2 separate regions of the Homo sapiens genome follow, and region 1 is linked to region 2. Evidence: chromatin loops called from intact Hi-C (ENCODE). Cell type or tissue: A673. All regions are shown on one strand.

Region 1 (2,500 bases), 440 kb after region 2:
CCCACCACTGCCTCGTAAAGGGCAGCATGTGTTACGGTGCTGGTTTTCTAAGCTCACTGCGCTCCAGACCCTGTGAGGAATGCCTTGGTGTTTTAGAACGTCTCCCTGCCCACCCTGGATCGCCCCACTGCCTCTCTCCACTAACCGTATTTCAAACAGTGTGTGAAAAAAGCAGCTTTAGCTGGTCAGCACCTTGTCTGGGCCTCCTGGGCTCTATTCCAAGACAACAGATTGTCCTGCCCCCAATCAAGGCCTCAGCCCCCAGGCTCCAGAGAACAGTACAGCCCTAGGAGGGACCCACAGACTCTCAGGTCCTGCTAGTATTGGCTCCGGGAGGCTAAGTAATATGTTGACACATACAGATGCTGTTTTTTAATCTTACTATATTCATAGTAATTGTGTCATTTTCCATCTTTTCAATTCATACATACTCTCACACAATTACCACCATGAAATGACGGGCCTTAACATTTTTCTAATGTGAGAAACAAGTTTTGAAGACACTGATGAACACTGGCAGCCCCGGCCAGAGCCTCCCTGAGGGCAGGGCCAGTGCCAGGCAGGGCAGCAGCGCAGTTTCGCCAGGAGTTGTCTGGTGTAAAGCACAGGCTGGGAGTGCGGGTCTGAGGGAGGGACACAGACATGACCTCCACACACTCCCTGGCACATCCTCGAGGCCGGAGCTTCACACTGCCTTCAGCTCAGCCACCAGGGACACTGCAGCTGGACACAGCTGCCCTGCCTCCCAGGACACCCATCTCCTCTTCAGAACAACATGAGACATAAAAATAAGGCTGTACAGAACTTACACACCATGAAAAAATGAGAAGCCTATTTCTTTTTTCAGATCAGAAGAGCAACGTGAGCAACGGTCCTATCAGAAATACAACAAATATAAAAGCAGCAGTCGAGAATGGTGAGGGACCACAAACCCCTGGGGACTTGGTCCAGGCCAGCTCTGAGCACCACCAGGCACCCAGACTAGCACACAAGTAAGGGGTGCTCAATAAACACCTGCTGGGAGGTTCCTACACACTCTAGGATGTCACTCTAAGATGAGACAACCCTGATGCAAAAGGAAGGTAAGGTTCTTTGCTAAGCACTTCAAAGCAGAATCATCTTAAATTGGCAAAAAAGCAACCCATATAAAACTGGTTCTCAAGCTCCATCCAGCCCGGTGTCAGCCTTCGGACCTAGAACAAAAGCACCACCTTGTGGTTAGAAGTGTAAATGCAGGCTTAAACCTGCATGCAGAAAACCACAAGGTATAGTAGTAATATTAATAAATTCTCTGCAATCGGTAAAGTTCCTGGTAGAAGACCACATTCCTACTCATGTCAGAGATTGTTTTTTAAATGTTTCCACAACACTGCTCTGTAATACGATTGAGATAGCATGGGAAAACAAACACACACTCATGGCTGAATTTCATTCAAAATCTCCATGTTGATAAAAAGACATTAAACCTAAGGAGTTGACTATTTTGAAGGATATGACACAAAAATGTGAAACTTATCCCCAATCAGAATGTCAGCTCTACGAGAGGCAGAAACTGGTTGGTTGGTTGGTTAGTTCACTGCAGTACTGCGCCAGGCGCTTTGGTTTACGGTAAAACAACAATTCCCAAACTTTTCATTCTCAAGACCACGTCACACTCTAAACACACTGAGTACCCCAAAGGGATTTTGTCCACGAGTTGCCAGAATGGCACCAAGTTAGTGTTACCATGTCAAAACCTCCTGTACAAATAAAATAAACCTACTACGTGCTAACATAAAATTTACTTTATGAAAATGCCACCGAGTTAGTGTTACTATGTCAAAACCTCCTGTACAAATAACAATAAACCTACTACATGTTAACATAAAATACTTTATGAAAATGGCATCAAGTTAGTTTTACCATTTGTCAAAACCTCCTGTACAAATAACAATAAACCTACTACGCGTTAACATAAAACACTTTATGAAAATGAAGTATTCTTTTAAAAAAAGAAACAAAAGTGATACGGTTTTACATTTGTGCACCTATCTTTTCCAGTCAGCAGAGCCAGATGCTCACACCGCCTGCTGCACGCCCTCTATGGCACTATCACACATCTCGTGCCTGACACTCAGCACAGAATGAGAGCGAAAGGTAAATAATGCTTCACATCTGTATGTAGCCGGAGCCCTGGAAGAATCCTGGGGTCTCTGCACTGTCATGTCTGCTGGACAGGAAGTGCTGGGGGAGCTTCACTGAGTGCAGGGAGAAGGGGCGCAGCACGAACACAAGGACTAAGGGGCCACGGCCTCTCCACAGCCACATGTCGGGGCAAGGCCTGGACCACAGCACTGCAGGGTTGGGGTCCTTATTTCATCAGGATTCCAAGTATAGGATTCAGGCCCAGGCACAGTGGCTGATGCCTGTGATCCCAGCACTTTGGAAGGCCAAGGCTGGTGGAAAGCTTGAGCTCAGGGATTCAAGCTCAGCCTGGGCAACACGGCAAAACCCCATCTCT
Region 2 (2,500 bases):
TCCAAACAATCCTCCTCAAATGGTCTTCACATCTTCTTCTCTTCCACCCCATAACAACCATGACACTGCCCAGCCCAGCCCTCAACTTCTGGCCCTGAGTGCTGACTTTCTATGTCAGGAGCTGCCCAGTACCGCCAGCTCATGGAAAGCATAAAGGCTGTGTGTAGTTTCTGACTCTGGGGGCCAGAGAGGTAGCTGCAAGAATCTTTCATCTTCCTTCTGAGATACTTTTTCCAAGAATGGTGTGCATCTCCCCCGTCGTCAACCCCCCGAAGGATGCCAGAGCCTCGGAGGCATCACAGTTTTCCTGGAAAACTGAGGGCCGCCAGCTACCTGGGAGAGGCCTCCAGGAGCCTGCTGCATCTGGTCTCTGGTGGTTTTGTTCTGCTTGTAGAAGTCGAATATCATCAGAGCTGCATAAACCTTCCCCACTGTCATCTCATCAGCTGGAAAAGAACACAGGAGTTGAGATTCGGAGAAGGGGGCAGAGGATCCACGGAAACAAGGTATGGAAGTAAGGTGAGGAAACAGCCGCCCCTCCCTCGCCCCCCACAAAGACTCCTGGAAATGCACTGGGACAGAGGGCTCTCAGGCAGAACATGGGGCTCGGCCACCAGGAGTTTGGCCTACCTAGGGCTCCTCCAGATGCTGACCTGGCCCTCCTGACTGCCCTGACTCCTCCTGAGGCCTCTCAAGACCGGGCTGAGGCCATCCCCACCTGCTTAATGCAGGGCCCTTCCTGTGTCTCCTCCCCAGAAAGCAAGATGGAGTTGGGCACCTTCCTGCGCTCCCTCACGTCTCCCACAAGGAGGAGTTGGGCACCTTCCTGCGCTCCCTCACGTCTCCCACAAGGAGGAGTTGGGCACCTCCCGGCGCTCCCTCACGTCTCCCACAAGATGGAGTTGGGCACCTTCCTGCGCTCCCTCACGTCTCCCACAAGGTGGAGTTGGGCACCTCCCGGCACTCCCTCACGTCTCCCACAAGATGGAGTTGGGCACCTCCCGGCGCTCCCTCACGTCTCCCACAAGATGGAGTTGGGCACCTTCCTGCGCTCCCTCACGTCTCCCACAAGGAGGAGTTGGGCACCTCCCGGCACTCCCTCACGTCTCCCGCAAGATGCAGTTGGGCACCTTCCTGCGCTCCCTCACGTCTCCCACAAGGAGGAGTTGGGCACCTTCCTGCGCTCCCTCACGTCTCCCACAAGATGGAGTTGGGCACCTCCCGGCACTCCCTCACGTCTCCCGCAAGATGCAGTTGGGCACCTTCCTGCGCTCCCTCACGTCTCCCACAAGGAGGAGTTGGGCACCTTCCTGCGCTCCCTCACGTCTCCCACAAGATGGAGTTGGGCACCTCCTCGCGCTCCCTCACGTCTCCCACAAGATGGAGTTGGGCACCTCATTGTGTTCCCTCACGTATCCCATAAGATGGAGTTGGGCACCTCCCCGTGCTCCCTCACGTCTCTCACAAGTTGGAGTTGGGCACCTCCTCGTGCTCCCTCACGTCTCCCACAAGATGGAGTTGGGCACCTCATTGTGCTCCCTCATGTATCCCATAAGATGGAGTTGGGCACCTCCCAGTGGAGTTGGGCACCTCCCCGAACTCCCTCATGCCTCTCAAAAGAAGGAGGTGTGCACGTCCCCGCGCTCCCTCACGTTCCCATAAGATGGAGTTGGGCACCTCCCCGTGCTCCCTCACGTCTCCCACAAGATGGAGTTGGGCACCTCCCCGTGCTCCCTCACGTCTCCAAGATGGAGTTGGGCACCTCCCCGTGCTCCCTCACGTCTCTCACAAGAAGGAGTTGGGCACCTCTCTGCGCTCCCTCACGTCTCCCACGAGATGCAGTTGGGCACCTCCCCATGCTCCCTCACCTCTCCAAGATGGAGTTGGGCACTTCCCTGTGCTCCCTCACGTCTCCCGCAAGATGAAGTTGGGCACCTCCCCACGCTCCCTCACGTCTCTCACAAGATGGAGTTGGGCACCTCCCCGCGCTCCCTCACGTCTCTCACAAGATGGAGTTGGGCATCTCACCGCACTCCCTCACATCCCTGTGGGATCCCCTCTTGCCTTTCCTCTGGATTTAAAAAAAATAAATTCCACACACCAGGAGCTCAACACAACAAACCCACGCTCATCTCTGCAGCTCCTCTGCCACCCAGGGCTCTCTTGGTTGGAGCTGAGGGCAGATTCATGAGGAGGTGAGCCCACCTCTCCAAGGTGGCCTGCCCTTCATCCCTCACCCTCACCTCCACAGCCCTCCAGCCACTCTGGGTGGGACAGTAAAGGTGGGGGCTGGGGGCATTTCTCACCCTCACACTTACGCTTATGGGGTGGTACCAGCAAGTCCAAAGTCTTCTGGGGCAGATTGGCCCACACAACGGAAATCTCCTTCCTCAACTCCGCGTCACACTGATGCTGCTTTGTCCCAGCTGCACCAGGATGATGGTGGGGAAGGGGAAAAGACAGAGATGTTAGGAGCAGCCCTGCAGCCGCCAATGGGGCA

What was found. Hi-C counts contacts between places; a loop is a spot of excess contacts. Peaks named below come from ENCODE experiments on the same cell type or tissue, not always from the same donor. Only the 100,000 strongest peaks of a DNase experiment are listed, where the experiment ranks them.
Region 1: a loop joins it to region 2, with 7 times the contacts of the local background. A loop is called at or near these places in 5 of 110 quality-filtered maps.

What each region holds. Positions count from the first base shown.
Region 1 is chr9:137,671,711-137,674,210 of GRCh38, reverse strand. All of the region lies in intron 1 of EHMT1 (euchromatic histone lysine methyltransferase 1), which reads right to left. Among named protein-coding and RNA genes, the nearest start is that of EHMT1, 54 kb to the right of the region's middle. RefSeq lists an enhancer at 665-774. In A673, a CTCF peak has its summit at 1,214 (motif pointing left); a DNase peak (open chromatin) is centred at 1,180; H3K27ac peaks cover 394 bases.
Region 2 is chr9:138,112,324-138,114,823 of GRCh38, reverse strand. It overlaps CACNA1B (calcium voltage-gated channel subunit alpha1 B), which reads right to left. Exons shown (of 47, transcript NM_000718.4): 40 at 2,319-2,426; 41 at 334-446. Among named protein-coding and RNA genes, the nearest start is that of FAM157B, 100 kb to the left of the region's middle. In A673, CTCF peaks have their summits at 855 (motif pointing right) and 1,059 (motif pointing right); a DNase peak (open chromatin) is centred at 983.